Regions from separate parts of the Mus musculus genome. Here regions 2, 3, 4 and 5 are each linked to region 1. A link is a loop called in an ENCODE intact Hi-C map of the cell type or tissue named here. Cell type or tissue: heart. All regions are shown on one strand.

Region 1 (5,000 bases):
GTATGAGATATATACGACATGGTTTCACAACAATTTTCCCATTTCCAATACCCTTTATGCAAAATACTGCGACATTTAGAATTTTAAGTGGGTTATGTCAGAGCAAGTGCAGAAAATACAATTAAAATGTATGTACGAACATCAAAGAGCTCAAAGGATCTATTTCTGGTTTTAAAACCGTTTTATTATATTTACGTCATGGGGGCTGTTAGAGGCCAACTCTGGGGAACTGGCTTGGTTCTTTCCTCCCAGCTTGTGGATGCCCAGGCACTAACTCCGCTCAGATTTGATGGCAAACTCCCTAAGCCACCTTTAAGGCTGTGACTTTTTATTATTGTGCATATCATGTGAGGGGACATATAATTTGGGGTCAGAAGCCAACTTTTTGGAGTTGGATCTCTCCTTCCACCTTCCAGGGATCAAACTGAGGCGGCCAGGCTTGTGAGGCGGAGGCTTTTTACCCACTGACCCATCTCATAAATCCCATAAGTCAGATTTTATAGTACCTCAACTAAAGCATCGAAGAAGAGTCTCCCTGCTCAGTTTCCAAGTGACGACACTCACATCCTAATAGCCAGTTTTCAATATCTTCATTCAAAACCCCGTTTGAGCCAGCTGAAATACTTGAGGGCCATTTTTCCTCAAAACTGTCTGTTTTCAATTTTATTAGGTCACCTTGAAATTCTTTTCTCTGAAAAGCATTGGAAGGTTTTCGTCATCTACTGTCTCCTAAATAATTTTAAATTAACAAAAAATAGTAATAAAGCGTATATACTTTATACCTGCTTCATAGGGCTTGATATAGGGAGAAAGAAAAGAAAGATAAGCCTGCCTTCCTTCTCGGGTATCAAATGTCCACCTCAAACTTTGGAAGACCTGAGATAAATCCTTAAAACACCTTAAGATGCTGTGCTGGGCTGCAGTTTCTGCGGCAGGCACATGACCACAAGGCATTTTCAGCAACTCCCAAATCCCTTACTGCTGCAAAACTTCCCATAGCGTTCTACACCTAAGACTATTTAACAGTGTTGATTTTAAACCAGTTGAAATTGCTTTGTCTATCAACCCAATCATCTCCAAGAATTCAAACCCTTCAAATTGCCTTCTGACACAGCTAGAGGTGCGTTGAGGAAGCTGAAAGGAATACAAAAACTCGAGTTCGGAGGCTCATCCCTTGACCTAAATTGCTGTTGCCAGGAGATGCGGTAGTAATGCAGTGATTTGCAACTGAGGATGTATTTTACCTAGAAATAACCAAAGGCTACTAAATCCCTTATTGTCTCCCAACTATGCCTGCAGTAACAATTTCAATATCTAAAAGCCTAATGATTCTAATTCGGCCTTTGTTGTTTGTTTTTTTGTTTTGTTTTGTTTTTGTTGTTTTTTTCTTTAATGCCTGCCACCCCACGGACATCTTTCCCAGATCAACATTTGCAAACGAAGAAAGAAAAAAAAAAAAAATCAAGGTTTAGGAACGAATTTACTCCCGCTTGGAAAGGCCATAATTATGCTTCTTTACAAATCTTGGTAGGTCTCGAAGTTAAGTTTACGCCAGTCCACAGACCTATACCTTACTGTCCCCAACCCAATTAACGGCCTGTAAACAACAGCAGTTATTTATGCCCAGAGAAAGCTCAATGGCTCGCCTCAACAAAAAAGGCGTCTTTGATAAGAAAGGGCGCCCTTTACCAGGGGGAAGACTAGGTTAGACAGTCGATAAAGGGCTTGTTTGTCACAATGGGAAAACGGAGAGGCGATCCCCAGGATGATCGGGGCGAGCAAAAGCCAAGGCTTCCATAGCCCCGGCCTGAAAACCGCTGGCCCAAGCCTTCCCCGCCCCAGCCCTCTCCCCCGGGGGCCGGGCCGGCCCTGCGCCTGCACAGGCCCCGAGACAAGCAAAGCGCAACCCCCACAAAGCGCCCGGCTGCGGAGCGGGAAGCCAGGAGCAAAATAGGAGGAAAGCCGAGCCGAAGAAGCGGCGTGAATAGGGATGAAGCCGGGGACGCGGCCTCATCTCAGCCCCGGAGGCCCCTGGAGAAATGAGAGGCAGGAAGGGGCGAGAGCCGGCTTGCAAGGTGGAGCGGAGAGCAGAAGGAAGGAGAGCCAGGAGGCCGGGAGGGAGGCGGCCCCGGGCTCGCGGCGAGCCCTCCGGGGGCGTGGGTGGTCCTCGGCGACGCCCGTGTTTACCTGAAAGTCTCGGTCCTCGTTGAAGCGGGAGAAGCGGTCCGCCATTTTGCCGCTCTCACTCCTCCTCAGGACGACGCTCTCCGGTTCGCTCCTCCCCTCCCGCTACGCCCGCCCCCTCTCTGTTTCCACGCCCCCTCCCACGCCCACCGGGCGCGCGCAGCAGGCGTGGGGAGGGGGGTGGAGGATGTGTGCTTGGCGAGGGATTGTTGGGGGGGTGTTGGGAAGAGGAGGGAACAGGAATTCGTTCCGACGGGAATCCCGAAGGCGCGCAGGCCTGGAGGCGGAACCTTCCTCTCACATCGCTCGGTTTCACGCCCGGCCCCGAGCGACCCCAGCGGGCCGCGCATGCGCACTCGCGCCGGCGCGCGTAAGCGCTTCCGGAGGGAAAGATCAGCAGGGCAGAGCATTTGGGGGCCTGGGAAGTATTCACTTGCTCCCTTAGCAGTGTTCAGAAGTCTTTCTTTCTTATGCTCTTGTTTACGGTCAAGCCCATCCCGTATTTGTAATAATATACAGTGTAATGCTATACAGTAGCATGAGATCTGACTTTACAGCTAGAGTACTTTTAATGTTTTTTTGTTTTGTTTTTGTTATTTTGTTGACAGGGTTTCCTGTAGCTCTCTATGTAGTAGAGGCTCGCCCCCCGATGTCCAAAGAGGGTATTTTTAAAATTAATACATAATAATGTTACTTAAGAGGTACCAAAAAAATCTCTCAAAGGGCTTCCATTCCAGGCAGGAAGTCAGATAACCAATAAATTAACCTAATAGTTGTAAATATAAACGAGTGTCTATTCCTGCTTGAGGCTGAGGGGAAATTAAGTCAAGCTTATCCTTGGCTACATAGGAAGTTCAAAGCTAGCCTGGGCTATAAGACATTGCTTCAAATAACAAAATCTAAGTGACACTGTGGGGGGGGGGGACTGTAATGAAAAGAATGACCTATCTTAAAGCTACATATAAATCAAGGCATAACAAAGGGATCACAACCTTGAAGAAGAGAGAAACTTAAACACATGGCTACCAAGAGCTTGACGTTTTTTTCTTACTATTTTCCCTCCCCCTCCCACTCCTCTCCCCCCTCCACACATATATATTCATGTTCAGAGTCATTGGATCCCCTGAAGCTAGAGTTACAGTTAAGAATCACCATGTATGTCAGTGCTAGAAACAAACCCAGGTGCTCTGCATGTGGAACAAGTGCTTTTAACTGCTTAGCCATCTTTCCAGCTCTTGTTTTCTTTAATGTTTTCACAGGGTGGGGGAGTGAGGGGGGGCTGTTTAATTTTACCTAGTGTAAGACTGCTTCGCCTACATGAATGAATGAATGTATGTATGTATGTATGTATGTATGTATGTATGTATGTATGTGTATCAGCTCTTAACAGCTGAGCCATCTCTCTAGCCCCTCTACCTGATTTTAAGACAAGGTCTCTCCTTAAACCTGGAGCTCTCCCTAGTCAGCTAGCAAGCCTCTGGAATTTGTACCTGGCACCAGGGAAGGTGAGGGTGTGGGCAGAGCTGAAAGTCCAAGGGACTGGTCACAAAGCAATCTAGAAAGCAGTTGGAGCCTAAATCATTTTTTTTTTCTCACTCAGGTAGCAGCTGGAGACTTTCTCTAGAAATGCTAACCAAACAAATCATGGGATTTTTGTTGTTGTTGTTTATTTATTTATTTATTCATTATATGTAAGTACACTGTAGCTGTCTTCAGACACTCCAGAAGAGGGAGTCAGATCTCATTATCGATGGTTGTGAGCCACCATGTGGTTCCTGGGATTTGAACTCTGGACCTTTGGAAGAGCAGTCAGGTGCTCTTACCCACTGAGCCATCTCACCAGCCCAAATCATGGGTTTTTAACATGCCGGCTCTAATCCAGAAGAAAGTATTTTGCCGAAATGAGAGGATCTGTCAAAAACCAACTGTCTTAGTCACTGTTTTTGTGCTGTGAAGAGACACCATGACAAAAGCAACTTTTAGAAATCATTTAATTGGGGGCTTACAGTTGCAGAGGTTTAGTCTATAATCATGGTGGGGAGTATGCTAGACTGCAGGTAGGCACTGGAGCAGTGTAAGAGAGCTAAGTCCTAACTCACAGCAGGAGAGTTGAGGGATGAGATTGGACCTGACATAGGCTTTTGAAACCTCAAAGCCACCTCCAGTGACACACTTCCTCTAACAAGACCACAGCTCCTAATCCTTCTATTCCTTTCAAGCAGCTTAGCTCCCTGGTAGCTAAGCATTCAAATATATGAGGCTCTGGAGACCATTCTTATTCAAACCACCTCACCGTTATTCTAGTCAGAGTCAGACTTCCCCTGCAAGCCCTCTGTGGGAAAGCTGGCTTACAGAAGCAAGGTCTTCCAAAGGGATGGAAGGAGTATTAGCCTAACATAAAATCACAGTTCTGACCAAAATACCCCACATACAAGCTTATCATTCTGGAAGCCCCATTCACAAAGAATATTTGAAGATTAAGACAGAAATCCTGGAAGATGGAAAGGAGGCTCGGCAGTTAAGAACGCTTTCTGTTCTTGCAGAGGACCCAGGTTTGGTTCCCAGCACTCACATAACCTGTAATTCTTCCCCCCCCCCCAGCCCCCCCCCCCCCCCCCCGAGACAGAGTTTCTCTATATAGCCCTGGCTGTCCTGGAACTCACTTTGTAGACCAGGCTGGCCTCGAACTCAGAAATCTGCCCGCCTCTGCCTCCCAAGTGTTGGGATTAAAGGCGTGTACCACCACGCCCGGCTCATAACCTGTACTTCTCATTCCAGGAAATATGATGCCCTTTCCTGGCCTCTATAGGCAGTCT
Region 2 (5,000 bases), 50 kb before region 1:
CTGCCTGCCTGCCTGCCTTCCTTCCTTTCTTTCGATTTATTTATTCTATGTATGTGAGTACATTGTAGCCATCTTCAGACGCACCAGAAGAGGGCGTCAGATCCCATTACAGATGGTTGTGAGCCACCATGCAGATGCTGGGAATTGAACTCAGGACTTCTGGAAGAACAGTCAGTGCTCTTAACCACTGAGCAGTCTCTGCAGCCTCCTTCCTTCAGTTTCTACCCACGACTGATCGGATTTAAAAATGAGCAGTGGAAATGCCAAGCTCTTCATGTACAGTCATTTCAGAGTCTTAAAAAAGACAAAATAAGCTCTAGATTTATAACTCTTCTGCAATTTCTAATTCATTTAAAAATGAACCTAGGTCAGGCCGGTTGGATAGTTGCATGCCTTTAATCATAGCACTTGGGAAGCAGGGACAGGTGGATCTGTGAGTTTGAAGCCAGTCTGGCCTACTGAGCAAGTTCTATTCCAAGACAGCCAAGGCTGAAACCTTTAAAAAATAGACAAACAAACAAACAAAACGAACCTAGGCAAGTATGGTGGTGCACACCTTTAGTTCAAGCCCTCAGGAGGTAGAGGCAGACCGATTTCTGAGTTTGAGGGCAATCAGGCCCAGGATAACCAGGGCTACACAGAGAAACCCTGACTTAAACAACCACCACCACCAAAACAAAACCAAACCAAACCACAAACAAACAAACAAACAAACAAACAAAAAACAAAACAAAAAAAGTGAGCCTCGATAGCATCAGAACCCCCAAACAGCAGCAAGCATCTTCCATTTTTTGGGGGGGCACATCTTCCATTTTTTATTTCATATGTGTGAGTGCTTGCTGAGTGTGTCAAGGTACCACCTGCATGAAGTTCCTGTGGAAGCTAAATAGCACAGGAACCCTAGGGCTGGAGTCATAGATGGTTGTAAGCTGCCATGTGGGTGCTGGGAATTGAATTCAGGTCCTCTGGAATAGTAGCCAGTACTCTTAACCACTGAGCTATCTCTCTATACATTAAAAAAACAAAGTATTTGTTTTGTTGTGTATGTTTAATATATGTGAGGTATGCTTAAGTATGTGAGTGCAATGAGGTCAGAGAACAACCTGGGGTGTCAATCCTCACCTCCTACATTGTGAGAGGAAGATCTCTCACTGTATGGACATGCTAGATGGTCCCTAGCTTCCAGGGGTCATCCTGTCACTGCCTCCTGTGGATTACAGCATGTGCTGCCACATCTGGCATGGTGTAACATGAAGTCAGGTTGTTGTACTATGTGCTTTATACACGGACATCTGCTAAGCATTGTTTTCCAAGTCAGTCCTGTCCTCAAAATTTTGGCAGTTCTCCTGCCTCCTGTCCCTAAGTGCCATCATGTCTAGAACCTTGTCTGCCACTTGACTGCCAGGAAGACAGGTGTCCACCCTGATACCTCCTGGATTCCAGGAGTCCTTATAGGTATGCTATCACCCCAGTCTTGGTTGTTTTTTAATCTTTAAGTCTGTGAAATGATAATTACCTTAATTTTACTCTATTATTATCTATCTTAAAAATGAAAGGAAATAGATCTTTGGTTTTCAAGATTGACAGAAGATTTTTATTGTCTTCAACTAGTATGTCATCCCTTTCTCTATTCCATACTACTGAGGGAAGTCTAGATACCTAGGCTAAATTTATAGGCACTTCCAAGCACTGAGACTCTGAAAGGCCTTTAACAGATGCTTGACTGAGTAGGCAGGCTATACTTCCCTTTTATACAGTAGAATGTTTTGTTTTTAGTTTTATAACAAATCCCTTTTTTCCCCATTTTCACCTTAAGTATTACAACCAAAAAACTGCTTTTATAGGATAATCTTTATTTTCTTTTTCAGATTTACTTATTATGTATACAGCACTCTGCCTGCCAGCAAGAGGGCACCAGATCTAATTACAGATGGTTGTGAGCCACTACGTGGTTGCTGGGAATTGAACTCAGGACCTGTGGAAGAGCAGACACAGCTCTTTCTATAGGATTATCTCAATGAGATCTATTTCTTATCTTTTTTTTTAAAGATTTATTTATTGTTATCTATAAGTACACTGAAGCTGTCTTCAGACACCAGAAGAGGGCAGCAGATCTCATTACGGGTGGTTGTGAGCCACCATGTGGTTGCTGGGATTTGAACTCAGGACTTTCGGAAGAGCAGTCAGTGCCCTTACCCTCTGAGCCATCTCACCAGCCCCCCGAGATCTATTTTTTATCTTCTAATTTGCCTATTTTATTTCTGAATGCTTAACTTACATGTTCTAAGCTGCAGTTTATTATGAATAGTCCTTTAAAAAGGAAACTATTCTGGACTAGAGAGATGGCTCAGTATTTAGAAGCACTCTTGCAGAGAATCCAGGTTTGGTTCCCAGCACCTACATAGTACCTTCCAATCATCTGAACTGTAAGTTTTAGGGGTTTAAAGCCCACCTGTACACATGCGGCACAGACATATATATATAAATAAAATATCCATACACATTTGTCTCACGTGGTGAGAATTGACTCCCCAAAGTTGTCCTTTACCCTCCTTACATATACAGTGGCAAGCACCACTTCCATACCCACCCCATTAAAGAGAAAAAGAATTCACTGTGATGTCCTCATTGGCGGGGGTGGGGGGTGGGGGGGGTGGGGGGGGTGGGGGGGTGCATAGAAAGAGAGACAGAGGCCGGGCATGGTGGTGCACGCCTTTAATCCCAGCACTCAGGAGGCAGAGGTAGGCAGATTTCTGAGTTCGAGGCCAGCCTGGTCTACAGAGACTCATTTCTAGGACAGCCAGGACTACACAGAGAAACCCTGTCTCAAAAAACCAAATTAAATTAAATTAAATTAAATTAAATTAAATTAAATTAAATTAAATTAAAAAAATAGAAACAGAGATGGGGGTGGGGGTGGGATGGGGAGGGGAACTTTAGGGCTGAGTGCAATTAACAATGAACAAGAAAATTCTTAATTTGTCACAAGAAACAATAGTTTAGCTCAGGCTAGAGGAGACTTCAGAGCAGGTAAGGCCTCCTGCTGCCAAGCCAGAGATCTGTGTTTGCTCTCTGGGTGGAAGTTGTTCTCTGACTTCTATACACACTGTGGCATTACACATAAAATGAATGCTCCCCACTTCCCAAAATAGCATCACCCACTTTCTTTTTAAAAAGGAAAGCCTCCAAGGACTCAACCATTATTTTACTGCAACCACCTGACTTTCTGTATGCTACCTGGGACTAATACTTTCAAACATTAATGCAATTTTCCCAACATACATATGGAGTAGGTATTTCAGTTTTTACTGAGGCAATAAGATTATCACAAATCACTATTAAATGTAAACAAATGCTATCAGTCAGGGAGACCATTTTCACCAAAAATGAATTTCTTTTCTGTATGAATTTCTCAAACAATGACTTTGTTTACGTTACCTTGTACTTCTGCCTCAGCTCTTCTGTGTCTTCTTTCTCTACTTCTAGGACACGACGCCGTTCGGTAGCATCCTCGGCATAATCCAGCTTGACAAAAATAGACACATTTATTCTTATTTCCTAAAGAACCCAAGACTAACTATGAAAATGTCATTTGCACAAGCATAGTGTTAGATAGCATGGAACTTGTTTTTTCCCTCAGCTAGTTCTTGCTTTACTGTCATGTCACAGAGAACAGAAAGCTAAGTTCCTTAATCTCTTTCCTGATGTATGCCGATACACCCACGTGTTGATTACAAGATTTCAGTTCAATATTTACTTCCAAGGAATTAGAACGAAATGAAAACAGTATTTCAGACAATAAAATGAAGGTACTGTAGGTAACAGATATATATAACCCTGCATGGGCAGAGCATCTACTACACAGTGCTTTAAGCACAGGGCAACACTGTCCATTAAATGAGTGCCAGAGCCTGACCTGATCTTTCTGTACAACACCAGAAAACTCCTCTACAGGGGCATCATTTACATCCTCAGTGCTTCAAAAACAGCACAAAATGGAAACATCAAATACACTTTTAATTGGTCAAAGAAAAATTAATTATGCTCAATCTGGTAAGTATACGCTTATATTGACATTTAAGTTGGAAGTTAATGCCAATTTTATATATTCCATAAAATTAATGTCTTAATCAATTTACCTCCATTTCCATTCGACCCATGCCCATGACATCATACTTGACAACGATTGGAATAGGGTCTGTTCTCCCTGTAACAGGAACACAGAATTAAGTTGAGACATAAAATTAGGCTAATAGTTCACTTAAACATTAGGTCTGGGTGGTTAGATCTTGCCTGAAGTGCAGAGACCAGAAAGCTACAGTGAACCAAACAAAAGCCATTCTCACAGCTTCCATCCGATCCCTCCTTTCCGGGACTAAACCCAACAACCCTCTGTGGCCCGGCTAGAGAGAATTCCGGGTCATTATGGCAAAGCTAAGTGAGGGGATCCGTCAATGGGAGCTGACAATAAAGAACTTTACAAGTTTCTTTGTCTGTCTGTTTTTATAAGGCAGGGTCTCATGTAGTCCAGGCTGGCCTCAAACTCAGTAAGTAAGAGAGGATGACCGTGAACTCCTGGTCCTCCAGCATACAATCACAACTTTGTTCGAAAGCATCCCTTAAACTGGTAATGAATATCTTAAATGCTTGAATGAGGAGTGGGGGAATGCATTTTAAACAACAGAAGAAATGATATATCAGTACATGTTTAACTTTTGTTTTTTGATAGACACTTTCCAATCAAAAGAAAATTTTACATAAAAAACGACAGCTACTTGCCCTTAAGGACAAGCCTGGTTTGATTCGACAACTGGTTGCGGAAGGTAAGTGGCAAGCTGTGAAAAGGACTAGTTGCGAAGAAAATTGACTTTCAACTAATTGATCTATGCTGGAGATTTTTAAAAAGTAAATATATATTTAATCCACTCATAACCAGCCAAACAAAGCAAAATGGGGCAGACAAGCACTTTACTACCACAGCTGTTTTACATCACAACTTG
Region 3 (5,000 bases), 70 kb before region 1:
GAGAGAGAGAGAGAGAGGCTACATTATAATAAAGTTTAATTTATAAGTTTATAATTTATAATGCAAGTTATAGGAATATGGACTTTTTCTTCCAATCAATGGATAGGGAGCATGGAAATAGCAAATAAAGGAATGATTCATCTTTCAGGCATTATAGCACACATATAGCACACAGCTTAAACATTAATAATTCTATAATTTTCTTTTTAATGTATTTCTTTTTTTATTTTTATTTTTATTTTTTTTTTGGTTTTTCGAGACAGGGTTTCTCTGTATAGCCCTGGCTGTCCTGGAACTCACTTTGTAGACCAGGCTGGCCTCAAACTCAGAGATCCACCTGCCTCTGCCTCCCGAGTGCTGGGATTAAAGGCGTGCACCACCACGCCCGGCTTTTAATGTATTTTTTTGTTACATTTTATTAACTGTGTGTGTGAACGTACACAAGCCATGGCACATGTGTGGATATCGGAGAACAACTTGTAGAGTTGGTCATCTCCTGCTGTTTGGGTTCTGGGACTTGATGAGGCTTTCAGGCTCACCTCCTCTACCTGTTGAGCCATGCTGTTGACCCCTGTTGAACTGCAAGAATGATTACACTTGGGCTGGAGAGATAGCTCAGCAGTTAAGAGCACTGACTTCCTCCTGAAGTCCTGAGTTCAATTCCCAGCAACCACATGGTAGCTCACAACCATCTGTAATGGGCATTTGATGCCACCTTCTGATGTGTCTGAAGACAAGTGGCAGAATATCTACATACATGAAGCAAATAAATCTTAAAAACAAGACAAAACAAAACAACAAAAAAACTCAAACGATTATACTTTGGTGTGTGTGTTGTTATAGAATGATGCCTATAACAAGCTACGTTCCAGCTCCTACAACAGAACTACTAAGATGCTTTAAAGCCAGTGTTTACCGCCTATCTTGCTATGTATGGACTATCTAGGCATTTCCTGAAGCCTGAACTCAGTAACTAAAGACAATTAGTTAGATATAACTAACTGTATTCAACTTGGGGCCAAAAAATCCAGATACCATGGTATCTAAATTTTGTTGTATGTGCTGTTGCTGTTCAAGACAGAGTCCAACCAGACAGAGATAGTAAGACATATTATATTATATTATGTCACAGTCTACCTCCTATCTATCTATCTATCTATCTATCTATCTATCTATCTATTATATGTAAGTACACTGTAGCTGTCTTCAGACACTCCAGAAGAGGGTTTTGAGCCACCATGTGGTTGCTGGGATTTGAACTCAGGACCTTTGGAAGAGCAGTCAGTGTTCTTACCCCCTGAGCCATCTCACCAGCCCAGTCTACCTCATATCAATGAACAAATGATGTTGCATGTACAGGGCCCAGTGCCAAACCAGTAACCTACACACTGATCATTTTTACCTGGCCATCTTTTAACTGCTAATTTATAAAATAGCTAAAGTTGCTTCTGAAGAAAAACAAGTGTTATAATATGTCCTGAACCAGAAAGTAGCCTGACATACATCTTTTGTGGCGATATCCTTAGAACATGCCCAAGAAAGATGCATTTACTACAGAAAAAGTTGCAAATCGGGCTCATGAGATGGTTCAGCAGGTTCAGAAGGTTCAGGGTGGCCATCCTGAGTTTAATCCCTAGAGTTCATGTAAAGGTGGATAAACAGACCAGACTGAAGTGCTGTCCTGTCATCCACACACACCATGGCACATGAATCCTTGCACAAACACAGGAAGCAAATGCAATTTGTAAATTTGTCAGATAAGAAACTGCAACCAAGCATGGTAGCCCACACCTCTGATCCCAGCCCTCTGGAGACAGAGGCAGGAGGATCTCTGAGTTCAAGGCCAGCCTGGTCTATACACCAAACAAATTAAACACAAAATAGAAATCTGAAGTATAGGCTAAGACCAAACCAAGAATATGAGGGGAATGGTCCTCTGGAGAGTGACTGAAACACACAGGTGCACACATATTTCACACGCCACGGTATTATGCTTTTGCAGGTAAAGTGGTAAGATTTCTGAGCATTCAGAAGCCAAGGCTCTGTCCCATCTTCCTCCTCCTCCTCTTTTGTTTGTTTTCCTGTGTAGCCCTGGCTGTCCTGGAGCTCACTAGGTAGACCAGCATGGTTTTGAACCCCTAGAGATTTGCCTGTCTCTGCCTCCCAAGTGCTGGGATGAAAGGCCTGCACCACTATGCCTGGCCCCCTCTTCTCAAAGTTTGTCTTTTACTTTTCCCAGTAGTGAAGAACTTGGATCCTTAAAGAGGTACTCTATCCTGCTCTACACTCAATATATCTTTTTAATAATACAACTTTATTTTCTTTTAATTTTTCAGTTTTTGTTTTGTTTTTGAGATGACAGACTCATTATATAGATCAATCTGGCGTCAAATTCAGAAATCAGCCTGTCTTTATTTCCAGAGTGCTGAGATTAGGGTATACACAATCACACTGGCTAACTGTATAGTTTAAAAAGGCAGTGATAATACCTGACTCAGCAAACATGTGCTAGGAGGTTGTAGTGGTAATCTGGAGTGCTGTGCTTTTCTGCACGGTGTGCTGGAGAGCGTGGAACAGAAACCACGGCCTCACTGTGGCAGGAGGCACCTTTTAGTTATGTCTAATGGAGTCAGTCAGTCACTCTTCAGGACAACTCCACGGAGCTCTCCACTTCACCCGTTCTCCATTCTCTTTTCAGATAGGCTCTCAGGTGTCCCAGGATGACCTCAGACTCATTACACAACCAAGCACAGCCCTGGACTTCTGGACCTCCTGCCTCTCCATCCTGAGCTCTGGGATTACAGGTATTGCCAACATTCTTATGTGGTACTGAAGAATCAAACCCAGGACATTATGTAGCTTTCTGTAAAGCACCGAGATAGACACCGGCCCAATTCAAAATCTTAAGAGTTTCTACTTTATTTTTACTTATGAGCACTCTGCATGTACACGTGATCGCCAGAAGAGGGCAGCAGATTTCTTACAGAGGGCTGTGAGGTACCCTGTGGTTGCTGGGAACTGAATGGGACCTATGGAAGAGCAGCCAGTGTTCATACTGCTGAGCTAGCTCTCCACAGCCCCTCCCCCGCCACCCAAGTTAAATATTTTTAGATATATTCTTTTTGAGATCAGGTCTCATCAGCCAGGTTGGCTTTAATCTTACAGCAATTCTCTCGCCTCAGACTCCCAAGTGCTAGGATTATAGGCATGAGCTACTACATCCAGTGTTTGAATTATAATTTTAAATCTGTAAATGTAAAATTTAAGGATTCTATTTATCTACAGGACATTCCTAACATGAAATTTTCCTACCATTCAGCTTGTTTTCTTTGCTCTGCCAACTCATGGAGCCGCCGAAGGGCTTTTTCTTGTTTCTTCTCGTCTTTGCGGGATCTTGAAGAGACATTTCGGGCAAACTCTCTCTGCTTGAGATCTTTTAATCTCTGAGTTAAAAAGAAAGAAATAGAAGGTGAGCAATTTTTAATAACACACAGATGTGAGGGCAAAGCCTTTATAATATTTACCCTGAACCAATGTCATAACACTGGCATGGAATACACTATTCTATTCATGTGGTGCTCAGAAACACAACGCTGGTCACTCTGAGCACGACACTTGGATTATGGGCATTTGTAATTAGGACAGCAAGTCATTTGCCTTATTGTACAAAACAAAATGATTCCAGAAGCAACACGCAGATTTTAGACTATTGGGAAGAAAGGAAAGAGACCAATCACCTGCTCTTCCAGGATGCAGAACCAGACAAACAAATGTGAGAGAAATCGCAGTAACACAGGCCAAAGTGACAGAAAGGGGTTAGGCTGGTACAGAAAATTACCCAAGGTGTAAGAGCTAAAAAAAAAAAGCAATGTACAGCTTACATGGGAGGTTATCATTATCAGAGCAAACAGAAATACTCTTTCCCCACCATAAAAATGTGGAGGTTTTATCTGGTTTTAGTGATAACAGAGGTTTCTTACAATTATTAAAGTCGAGAGGTCTTCCAACCCTGGCATGTTCAGAACTCAGCCTGACCACTTTCAAATCCAGCCTGTCTGCTAAAATGGAAATAATCATGTTGCTTTCCACTCCTTCATAACCCTGAGAGGAATATCAGGGAAGAAGGACACAGGAAAGTTGAAGATTCTGTGACTTAAAATTCTAGTAACAGAATGGGCCTTTTGTTCTCAGAAGCTACTGTGTAATTTTCCTCAAAACAAAAGAAAACAAAAAGCGAAGAAGTGGTGTCATGAGACAGGCTGGTGACAGAGTCCGACATACCCATCTGCAATGAAGACGGTGCAACACACTCAGAACATGAAAAGTGAACGCAAGGCCTGCCCAGCAGCCTATGCTCTCCCAACAGCTTAGGAAAAGGGAGCTGACCCAATATAAAGTGGACATTGCTTTAGAAAGGCATGGTGTTCAACAGACAGAGGAATTTTCTTACCTAGTATTTATGAAGTGTGTTTCAAATCTTTTGGAACTGGGAGGGGGAAAGGTAGAAAGACACACACACACAAAAGATATACAGCTAAAGACACTATAGAAAAACTCACTCTTGTGATCTGGGCTCCCAAATTAGAAGGATTTGCTCTCAAAACATCAGCTGAAAACGTCACATCACAAAGAGAAAAAAAAGTAAAAAATAAAACAAGAGTGGAAGAGAAAAAATAAGGCAAGCATTACTACATAAGCTCTCAGTGAATCTACAAATGATATACTCAACATCAGGGACAAAAGCACTCAACGAGGGCTGGGGAGAAGCAAGAGTGGAAAACACACACGTGTATGTACACACACACACACACACACACACACACACACACACACACACGAGTAATCACGTCTAGATAAATGAAACTACCCTTTTTCTGTAATAGGTTCCATTTCTTCAAGAGAAATGGTCGGAAAACTTCAGGAAAGACTGCTACTGTCGATGAGCAGTGAGTGAGGCCGTACTCCTTCCTCTTAAGTTTGGAGAACTTCAATTAATCAAC
Region 4 (5,000 bases), 260 kb before region 1:
GAGAACCCTGAAAATAACCAGAGAGGAAGTGGGGGTGACAGAAGGATCACAGGCCCTCCCTCACCCCCACTACAAGCCCTGTAATAAATAACATAGCTAGCAGCACCCCTGTTGGTCTAGCCCCACTTACCATTTTTGTGTTTTAGAGACTTGGATCTTCGAGGGGAATTAGGGTTCTGGAATGGGAGATACCATAGCTTTGGGGAAAGGGCAATGATAAGGGGGAGCCGAGAACCCAGGGAAGGAAAAAAGATTTGACAAAGAAACAACCTCAAGCGTTTACTGTTCCTCCCGGTAAGACGGCTATGTTCCCGCCCGCCCGCCCGCCCACAAAACCTCTGCAGCTCCCCTGCCCACCACACACCCTTACTCCCAAACCCAGGGATGCCCCCCCAGTGACCTCACACTTGAGTCAAAAGACCTGAGCAATCAATCCCTGCCCCAAAGGAAGGGTATCTGTCCTTCACCCAAATTTCCCCCATGCTCGCCCCAGCTCTCACCTTGTCTGATTTTCTCTTCTTGGCTGGGGGACAACAGGACAAAAAACACAGTTACTTTTACGCTCTTGTTCTCAGAATATTTATATGTTTTTGAAAACTACATTCTTCCCCCATCAAGACAGTTTATGGCAAATGTATACTCTACTACTATTTCCTTCACCCCAGCTTCTCCCAGGTTTCCCCAGACCCCCAAAACACCTTTCTTCTCTGAGCCATAGGACCAGTCATTGTCATTGATGTCATCGTTGTCTTCTTGGTCACTCTCAGACTTGTTCATATTGTTGCTATTGGCAATCCTGCCCAAAGTTGAGAAGAAAAAATGTCAAGGCTAAAGGATATCACCCATCTGCACATGAATTTATAGGGAAGCACGTGAGGACCAAGAGTGGCCCCCCCTTCTGTACCCTACCAGTGACCCCATAAGACTACACCTCGGTACCAATTGCACAAGTTGCGCATCACTGGTGCTGGAAGCATGAGGTTCTCACCGACGGTTGGCGATTCGGCTGCTGTTGCGACCCATTCCCAGGCACTTCTCCAGGTGGGGGGCAAAGCGGGAAGCAGCAATACTGCGGCTGCAATTGGGGCAAACACACTCCTTGCTCTTCCACTGGTTGAAAACCTGTCCAAAGATGTCCAACCCAGGCTGGTCCACGATCTCTGGGGACAGGAGAGGTGTGGCGATCAGAGCGGGCAGGGTACCCTAACTTCTTGTCCTCACCTATGGTCCCAGGCTCTCTTTAAATCCATTCTTGCCTAAGCTCACAGGAGCTCCAGGCTCTACAAATAGGACAGTTTCTAAAGGACTGCTCTAAGCCCTTCCTGGGCAGAGCTAGACCACTCCCCTTCCACCCTGAGGCTCACCAAAATCCTTCATGCTGTCAGGATCCGTATCATCCAGGAAGAAGTAGCCACACTTAACAGCCCGGTGTACTTCAAAGCAGAATCCCAAACAAGAATCCTCGACCAGGTCAGCATATATCTCCTGAGCGATGGCCTGGGCCCCGGAAGAGAACACCAGCATCCATGGTCACAAGGGGAGCACCCCACCTTGACTGAACAACTCTCACCAACCAAATCTCCTGGCCCTGACCAAGCATGCTGCTTTCTTTGCCACTTTCCTGACCTTGATTTTTGAGTTCCTTCTTCCTCCCAGATCCTTGGACCTTTCAGCTGGTTATTATTCCCTCTAAGGAACAAGGCTGACTACCCAAATTCCTCCTTTGGCACAGATGCCAGATTTAGCGACGGACGCAGAGACATTGAGAGAAAGAACCGGAGGCACACGTGGGGGAGCCCTCACCTCTAGTTTGCTGTTATCCAGGCCAGACAAAGACATTTCCTCCATTTTCATTTGTAAACTCTTGTGGAGACGGCGCTCTGACTGCTCATAGCACAGCGGGCGGCAACACGGCTGCACACATGGAGGTGGGGGTGTTGGTGTGAGTCCAAGACACCTCCAGAGACTGCCACCTCCCCTCCCCACCTCCAAGCCCAGGGCTTAATCCTGGCATCAGTGTGTCTCCCTCCCCAAGGCCCCGTTCACTAGGTCTAGATGGTCCTTCAGGGCCTGAGAACCAGAGGTGGCCTAGTCCTTCCCAGGCCTAAGCTCAGGCCCTGAACTGTACTGCCTTGCCAATCAGACTCTAGGTCTATAGGAGGCAGCAGCTCATCCCAGGTACCCAAAACTCAAACCCCTCTTTGATACCCATGGTGCAATGCAGCAGGGGGAGGAGAAGGAACTCTAAGGCCTCAAAGCAAACCCACAGGGTGTGGCAAAGAACTGCACAGACTCCTCAAGACAACCCCCGTTTCCCTAAGGGCTGTCATAGTCACCTCTGCTTTCAGCCAGGATGTCCACTTGGGGGGGTACTGCTACCAGAAGTAGGAATGGCCCTAACACCCTACAACCTTCACCCCACTCTGTCTTCTCTTAAAATAAGCCTGCCACTCTACGAGAGGAACAGAGCCCAGAGAAGCCTACAGGCAAAGGGCATTTCCAGCCACCAAGAACGTGAGCAGAGGAGAGCCCCGTGGTACGCACGCGAGTGGGCACTCCCCTTACCTGTTCTTTTAGATCGCACCCTCCCTCCCTCAGGACCAGCCCGGAAGTCTCTCCAAGAGCCCCAAAGTCCAAAAACCCCACCGTAGGATTCAGAAACAGTGCCCACAGTTCGGGGCCCCACTGAAGAGTGGGTACGAGTTTAAGAAGCTGCCGGCCTCGAGTGGGGTGGGGACTGACAAATGAGCCAGGGGCACTGGGAAGGGGAGCAGGCCGTGTCGCGGCTCTTCTCCCGTCCTTGCGGCACTGCTGCTGCATCATACCGACTGGGGGGAGGAGAGCCGAGCCGCCCATAGGCCGGCGGCGGGCCGGGACAGACCGACCCCCAGAGAGTAAGCAGAGTGGGACGCGTCCCGACCCCACTAGGTCGCCGCCTGCCCAGATCCCGGACGGGCCGGGGAGAGGATTCCGGGAGGGTGTCTCTATTGTCCCGGGGGCTGGGGCCTGGCTCCCTAACAAAGGCCCCGCGCCCCCTCCCCGGCCGGCCCTGCCCCGCCCAAGGAGGACCCAGCCAGGGGGAGACCGGGGGGCCCCGGCCCGGCCGGGAAGCCGGGGAAAGCCGGGCGTTTCCGCGTCGGCCCTGGGGGAGGGGAAGGGGCGCTGACCCAGACCTGGGGGGAGGGGGCCCAAGCCCCGCCTCGGGCCCCGCCCCCCGCCCCCCGCAGGCCCCTCCCCCGTCCCTGTTCTGTACTCACCCCGCCCGGGGGGCCGCGCCGGGGCCCGGCGGCCTCTCAGGGCCGCGTCCTCCGGCGGCGGCGGCGACGGCGGCTGCTCCGGAGCCCCATGTCCGTCGGTCCGTCCTCGCCTCTCCCCGGGGCCCGGGGCCCGGGGCCGGGGGGTCGGGCTGCCCCCCCGCCTCGCCGCCTCACCGGGCGGCCATGGCCCCTTCCCCTCCCTTCTCGTCCCGTCGCCGCCTCCTCCTCCTCACCTCACCCCGCCCGCGCGCAGTCCGCGCGCCGTCCGCGCGCCCCTCCCCCCGCCCCCCACTCCAGCCCGCCTCTCCCGGGCGGGGGGTGCGGCGCGAGCCCGGAGCGCGCGCGCGTGCCGCGACCGGAGGATGGATGGATGGAGCGAGCGAGGACGCGAGCGTGCGCGCGCGCGCCCCTCTCCCCCCTCCCTCGGCGCGGGCGCGAGGCCAGGCGCGAGCGCGCTCCAACCTCCTCCTCTTCCTCCTCCCGCCCCTCCTCAACACCCCGCCCTCGCCCTCCCTTCCTCTTCCTCCTTTCGCTTTCGCGCGCCCAGCGACTGCTCGCGCCTGCTAGAAGGGCCCGAGCGCGTGCATCTGCCCCGCGGCCGCAGCTCGGCAGCATTTGCTCCAGGGGGCGGGGACCGGGAGGGGAGGAGGGGCGCCACGCCGCCGTCCAAAGTACCGGCGGACGGGACCTGGGGCGGGGAGATGGGTGGGGCCTCCGTAGACGAGTCCGGCCAATCGCGGAGTGTCCTCGGCCCGGGAGGCCCAATAGGCTCGAGGTGGGTGGGGCAGCGTTCAAGGTGAGGTGCGCGGTGCGCCAGGGGCGGAGACTTGGTGCCGTCCCGGCCGGCTCGGGGGCGGAGGCAACGGGGTGGCGTCGAAAGAGAGCGCCGGCTCCCAGCCGAGCCTGGGACGCCTTCCGGCCCAGGCATCCCCGCCCTTCCCGCGGGGTTCCCTGCTCTGCTCCCCGGTCGCTCCCCCACTTTGACCGCGAGGCATACAGTCAGTTGTGTGAAGAGTCTGGGCTTGAAATGGGGTGCAGTTAGGCGCTCAGGAAGGAACAACCTTAAAAGGGGCTGGTCTGCATTCGTTCTCTGGGTTTCGGAGTGGGTCACCAGCCACCCCAGGCCTCCGAACCGAAAAGAACCCAAGGGAGAAGGTTCACTGCGGAGTGCAAGCTGCGCCCTTCTGAGTCGAGCGCGCTCCCGCCCTTATCCTAATTTAGATCCCACACCTGCTCGCCTTTCCTGCTTCCGGAGCCCACGCTGGACCCTCCACCTCTCAGACAGACTGCTTAGCACTGGCCAGACTCTGCCTACACTAAAAGCTGCTCCGCTGGGAGTGGCCTTACCCTCCATCTCTCGCCTCTTTAGCTTCGGGAGGAAAGGTCCTTTTCTCAGCCACCCAAGGTGTTTAGATCTGCGCTCACATGTACGTGGCCGTGTCTACAGCCTCGAGACTTTTGCGTGCCAGGCCTCTAGCTTCAGATAAAATTAAACTCTGGAATCACGTACTTTGAGACCATCTTTGGTTCTTCGCTCTTCAGCAAACATGTATGGAGGTTCTTGGTAGATATTTCGAAGCGGATAAGACCACACGTTAGTTCTGAATTTAACTTGGTGGACCAGGCAAAAGACCTTCTTACGCCTCTTTTGTCCATTACCAGAGGACATAATGATAGTACCTATTTCATAGGAAAGACTTAACAATTAAGTTTATGCCTAGCCACTCCTTTTACCACAACAGA
Region 5 (5,000 bases), 240 kb before region 1:
GCACTAGGCGGTTGCTATCGCCCAGGCCACTTCCTCCCCTAAGGCATACATTAGAGCTGACAGAAGAACACGTGAAGGCCTTCTGTCCAAAGTGACTGGTTTGCTTTCCCCGTTTTCTCTGAGATGAAAAGCATATACACAGCCGGGCGTGGTGGCGCACGCCTTTAATCCCAGCACTCAGGAGGCAGGGGCAGGCGGATTTGAGGTCAAGGCCAGCCTGGTCTACAGAGTGAGTTCCAGGACAGCCAGGGCTACACAGAGAAACCCTGTTTCTGAAGGAAAAAAAAATAGCATATACAATATGTATTTATTTACAGGAGTCAAAAAGTGGGAAGCACTTACCTCGTTAGAAATCTCCACCCATTTGAGCTTGCACATATCTCCTGAAAAATCCTTAAACGCAACTTTTTCCCAATCCATGTGCGACTCTGTGGTTTTGAACTTGGAGCTGTCGTTGGATGGGAGGTTGTTCTTCATGCATTCCAGCAGAGTCAGCATATCTTCCTGGGACCAGCGGTCTGTGACATGTAAGAGAAGTCACCACACCTGGCTCATGCCCTTCTCTTGATCTGTTCCCCAGCCTCTGAGTTCACCCCCTCCTCCCCAAAGCCCCTGGTTGCTTCTCATCTGAACCAGTACATGGCTCAGTCCTAAAAAAGAAAAATAACCGTGGTCCTATTAAATCAGGGAAGGGACTCTGGACCAGATAAAATAACCACCATACTTAAGTTACACTGGGAATCCTGTCTTGCTTACCTCAAAGCAATCACTTTTAACATGCTAGGCTGCCATGGGCCCCTATTTACAGTATGAGATGGAGTGGGAAGTCTAGTGATTTAGGGCCTATGGACAAAGGGCTCATCAGAAAGGGAGGGATCAGGGAAAGAACGTATCTAAATGTGGTCAGGCTCTATGTGAGTGTCAAACATGCAAGGCCTGAGGTTGAGGTGTGAGTCCTAAGGCTCCCAGTGAAGATGTCTGTCCAGCACAGCTGGAGATCAACAACTAAAGGCAGGTACTCCACCACTCTAGTCACTTTAAGGGAGACCAAAGCAGCATTTCTGGCAACTGAGAAAAGTGGAATTCAAACATTAGCACCATACACAGTAGTTCTGAGAAAAGGCAAGCAGGTGGACAGAGTTCTCAGGGCCTTGGTCTCTGGAGAACCCCAGAACTCCAAGTTGACATCTTAGCCCAATTATTTTCAGCTGCTAAAGTGCAGCCCAGAGACAGCTCTGAGCCTCTCTGCTATGGAGGCTGGGCTGGGGGAACCCTTGGCCAGGATGCAAAAGAGCTCCTGACTTTCATTTGCATCTGGTAACCTGGGCCGGTTTCCGCAGAAAAGGGTCACATGGCCCATAATCCTCTCTCCCCTGATGTCTCACAAACATTGGCAGATGCCCAGTTTCCTACTACCCTCCATGTCATAAACATAACACTGCTGACAGAGGTGGCTAGGGTCGGGGCATCTATAATTCCTAAGGCTTGGAGCCATAAACCACAATCCCCTTCCCTGTTTTCCACCTGCCTCTAGTGAAAATCTCCACTAAGGTGTGATACTTCAAGCTAAGAAACCAAGAAGGCTGGCTTCCAAGAGTCTTCCCTGTGACCCTCATTCATAGCAAGAGATCGTAAAGACTCAAGTTCTAAGCTCAAGGCCAAGTAATTTGGATTTGGCCAAACCCCCATGTGACAGATGCTTCACTTTCTAAGACTTAAGACTGTCTGCCAGTGCACAGAACGAAGCCTGAGAGGAACCTTTTACAAGGCTGGAGAGCTCGTGTGTGAAAAAAGACAAGTTTGAAAAGAGAAGCTGGGGACCCATACCTTGGCCTTTGGGGGCGGCCATTTCCAGGTCTGTGGGACAGTCCGCTTCTCCGTTCATTCTCCAGCTGTCCAGCCACCTCCTCGGTCGCGCTGGCCGGGCCACCCGGGGTCAAAGCCACCTCACCCTTTTGAAGAGACACCAAACCCACTTAAGGAGGCTGAGAGGAGGGGGGCTTTCTATCCCACCCCCTCACACATGGGAGGGGGCATAGGTCCACACTCTCAGCGAGACCCGAACAGGAGGCTCATAGACTTCATCAGTGGGTGCAGGAGTGAGCCCCACTCTTCTCTACCCCAGCCCCCAGAGCCAGGCGGTGCCGCATGCGCCCTCCCCTGCCCACGCGAGAGACTGCTCCCAGCTCCCGCGTGCAGCTAGCTCCCGCCCTCCGGCCTCCTTCCCCCACCCGGGCAAAAAAAAAAAAAAAAAATTCTCCTCCTCCTCCTCCTCGGTGAGCGCCCGCCCCGGGGAGGCCCCAGGCTGGAGGGCGGGGGAGGAAGGGCGGGTAAAGGGCGCGCGCGGGCATGGAAGCGGGCACGCGCCTCAGTCTCCTCCTCCCGCTTTTCCCCGGCCGGTTCCCCCCGCCTCCGCAACCCGGCGGGGACCCGGACGCCGCGCAGCCGCCGCCAGCCCGGGAGCGCAGCGGCCGGACCGCCCCCGGGGACTAGATCTGGATTCCCGCTGCTACCCCCCTCCCGACCTCCCAACGCGGTCCCCGCCTGTCCGGGCAGGCGAGCAGTCGGAGAAGCGGCCTAGCTTGTCCCCCGTCCCCGAACCACCCGGGGCCGGAGACGCCGCCGCCACCACCCAGCCACCCCAACACGCACGGAAGAAACCCGGCGCAGAGGCGCGACCGCGGCGGGAACGGCCGCCTCCTCCCCGAGCCTGCGGCCCAGCCCTGCCGGCGCCCCCGCCCCGGCCTCCGGGGAGCCGAGCCAAGCAGAGGGCGGGAGGACGGCGGCCGCGAGGCGGGGGCGCTTCGCTCACCGGCCCCGCCGCCCCCTCCGGCGGCCGGCGAGAACTGCGCCTGTCGGCCGGAGAAACGCGGGCTCCTCCACCCGGGGCCTCACTTGGGCCTCGCTTCCTGCCCTTCCTACCCCCGGCTCACGGCGCCCTTCCCCGTTCCCTGATCATCTTGTCTACAGTTCTCCCGGTATCGCCACTCGGCGTCTACCGCAGCCGCGGCTCGCTCCCTAGCCCCGGCCCCGGCGCACGTCCTCCGCCGCCTCGGTTACCCGGCGCAGCGCGGCCTCTGAGCTCCCCGCTCCGGCGGCTCCCTTCTCGGCTCTGAGCGCGGCGCCCTCCCCCGCTCGGCCGGGCACAGCCGCAACTCCCTCCCGCGGCGGCAGCGGCTCCTCCTCCGGGCGCGGCGGCGGCGCTGGGGCGGCGGCTGCTGCTGCTGCTGTGGCGGCGGCGGCTGTGGCTGCTGCCTGCTGCTCCTCGCGGCGAAAAGCACAAAGCACAGCGCCCTCCGCCTGCAGGCAGCCCGCCCGCCCGCCCGCCGGCCCCGGCCTCAGCTCGCACACCCCCCGCCGCCGCAGCAGCCTCCGCCGCCGGAGCGGGGAGGAGGGAGAAGGGAGGAGGAGGAGCGGGAGGGGGGGCGGGAGAAGCGGGGCAGCGAGCGCGTCCTTCCCCGTAGAGCGCACACCGACCCCCGGGGAGCGAGCGCCAGCCCGCCCGCCTCGCCGGCTCCGCTCCCTCCCACAGCCTGCCCGGGCGGGCTCCGCGGGGGGCAGCTGGGAGGAGGGGCGGGCGCTGGGGGGACCCGGGCGGCCGAGGCGGAGGCAAGGAAGGAGGGGAGGGGGGTGGTGGTAGTGGCGGCGGCGGCTGCTGCTGTTGCTGCCGCCGGGGAAGGGGGGGGCCGGGACAGGGAAGACACGCAGCCGCCCGGATGGCGGCGGGGCTGCGAGCCGAGGCGGGCGAGCAAGCGGGCGGCTAAAGCGACCTCGCCAGCCCCGCGGGGGAACTAGCAGGCTTGGCCGGCGCGGGAGGAAGGGAGGGCCGAGGTGCGGCGGTGGAGAGGGTGGCCGGCGAGCCTCGCGGGTGCCGGCAACCCTGCTCTGGAGCTCTCTTCCAGGCTCTCCCAGCTTAAGCTCGGTTTCCCGGCCTAGTCCTCATCTGCTCCTCTCTCCCGCCTCCGGGAGCGGGCTAGCGACCACCCTGGTCCCCGGAGCGTGGCTACCGGCTTGGGACTCACGCTCCCGGATCGCGGTGCGAGGTTTCGGCGCCTACCTCTCGGTTCCCTTATGCTCCGCAGAACACCCGTGAAACTTAAAATATATATTCTTAGTCCCCTAAACAACAAAAACCTCTCCCGTCCCTCCTCACACCCGGGAATCGGCCAGGAGCTGCCGACCCCAGCGGAAGAGTCACTCTGGGAGCCGGTTCAATCCAGCCCGGCATGGCTATCCAGGCCTTCCCGGGCGCGTGGAGGACGGAGATTGGCGCCGCCAGAGAGCAACCCCTTTCCCCCGAAATCCGCGGCACCGAGGCTTACTTACCGAGCAAGTGGGTGCTAGTGAGGGCCGGGGGCGCCAGGCAGCACGGCAAGCGGAAGAGCCGAGCCGCAGCTCCGCAGCTGCCGGCGCCCGGGCAGCGAGTCTCCAGACAAAGCCCGAGATGGCGAAGCGGAGCGACGGCTAATGGCGAGCCCCACGCGCCGCGCTCCGCCCGCCCCGCTCCGCCCGCCCGCCCGCCCGCCTCGGCGCAGCGCAGCGCAGCGCCGCTCCGAGCGCTCGCCCGTCAGAGCCGCCTTGGCGCCGCCGCCTCCCGGGCCGCCCCGGCCTCGCCTGGCCCCTCCGCCTCCTCCGGGCGGCTCAGCCTCACCCCTTCCCTCCCACCGCTCGGGGGCTGCACGAAATTTTAAAAAAAGGAATAGTAAAAAAAAAAAAAAAAAATGTTTTTTGCTTTTTTTTTTTTTTCCAAGGCAGATGTTTTTCGACATTTAGCTCTTTTTTGGCTCCCAGCTCCCACTCACCTGCGGGGCCTCCGGCAGGGCTGGGGGCGGGGGTGCGCGGGGCTGGAGCCGCCGAGCGCGGGTTGAAAGCTAGCCAAGCTCTGCAGCGCCCGACCCGGGCGTGTACGCCGCCGCCAGTCCCCGCAGAGAAATCGTCCTCCTACCCCCGCCTCCATCGCTCTGCGTTTCTCTTCCAATCAGCCGGTCGCTTGGCGGCTC

Evidence for each region. Hi-C counts contacts between places; a loop is a spot of excess contacts. Peaks named below come from ENCODE experiments on the same cell type or tissue, not always from the same donor. Only the 100,000 strongest peaks of a DNase experiment are listed, where the experiment ranks them.
Region 2: a loop joins it to region 1, with 1.9 times the contacts of the local background. A loop is called at or near these places in 3 of 42 quality-filtered maps.
Region 3: a loop joins it to region 1, with 6 times the contacts of the local background. A loop is called at or near these places in 11 of 42 quality-filtered maps.
Region 4: a loop joins it to region 1, with 4 times the contacts of the local background. A loop is called at or near these places in 3 of 42 quality-filtered maps.
Region 5: a loop joins it to region 1, with 3 times the contacts of the local background. A loop is called at or near these places in 4 of 42 quality-filtered maps.

Annotation. Positions count from the first base shown.
Region 1 is chr11:102,553,893-102,558,892 of GRCm38, forward strand. It overlaps Gpatch8 (G patch domain containing 8), which reads right to left and starts at 2,266. Exons shown (of 8, transcript NM_001159492.1): 1 at 2,188-2,266. The coding sequence starts at 2,232. In heart, a CTCF peak has its summit at 2,818; a DNase peak (open chromatin) is centred at 2,439; H3K4me3 peaks cover 2,509 bases; H3K27ac peaks cover 2,109 bases.
Region 2 is chr11:102,504,005-102,509,004 of GRCm38, forward strand. It overlaps Gpatch8 (G patch domain containing 8), which reads right to left. Exons shown (of 8, transcript NM_001159492.1): 4 at 4,140-4,207; 5 at 3,439-3,525. Among named protein-coding and RNA genes, the nearest start is that of Itga2b, 37 kb to the left of the region's middle. In heart, a CTCF peak has its summit at 2,067 (motif pointing right); no DNase peak of the experiment used is centred here.
Region 3 is chr11:102,484,188-102,489,187 of GRCm38, forward strand. It overlaps Gpatch8 (G patch domain containing 8), which reads right to left. Exons shown (of 8, transcript NM_001159492.1): 7 at 3,313-3,443. Among named protein-coding and RNA genes, the nearest start is that of Itga2b, 17 kb to the left of the region's middle. In heart, a CTCF peak has its summit at 2,957 (motif pointing right); no DNase peak of the experiment used is centred here.
Region 4 is chr11:102,293,146-102,298,145 of GRCm38, forward strand. It overlaps Atxn7l3 (ataxin 7-like 3), which reads right to left and starts at 3,484. Exons shown (of 13, transcript NM_001098837.1): 1 at 3,258-3,484; 2 at 1,804-1,914; 3 at 1,365-1,497; 4 at 989-1,160; 5 at 699-796; 6 at 501-523; 7 at 131-176. The coding sequence starts at 1,854. Gm33851 reads left to right here and starts at 3,244. Exons shown (of 2, transcript XM_030246466.1): 1 at 3,244-4,032; 2 at 4,479-4,772. The coding sequence starts at 3,620. The coding sequence ends at 4,551. In heart, a CTCF peak has its summit at 2,357; DNase peaks (open chromatin) are centred at 986, 2,226, 2,966 and 4,026; H3K4me3 peaks cover 3,611 bases; H3K27ac peaks cover 3,421 bases.
Region 5 is chr11:102,314,522-102,319,521 of GRCm38, forward strand. It overlaps Ubtf (upstream binding transcription factor, RNA polymerase I), which reads right to left and starts at 4,575. Exons shown (of 21, transcript NM_011551.7): 1 at 4,327-4,575; 2 at 1,828-1,952; 3 at 343-518. The coding sequence starts at 1,885. In heart, CTCF peaks have their summits at 2,164 and 2,876; DNase peaks (open chromatin) are centred at 2,420, 3,580, 4,290, 4,980 and 2 weaker places; H3K4me3 peaks cover 4,317 bases; H3K27ac peaks cover 3,470 bases.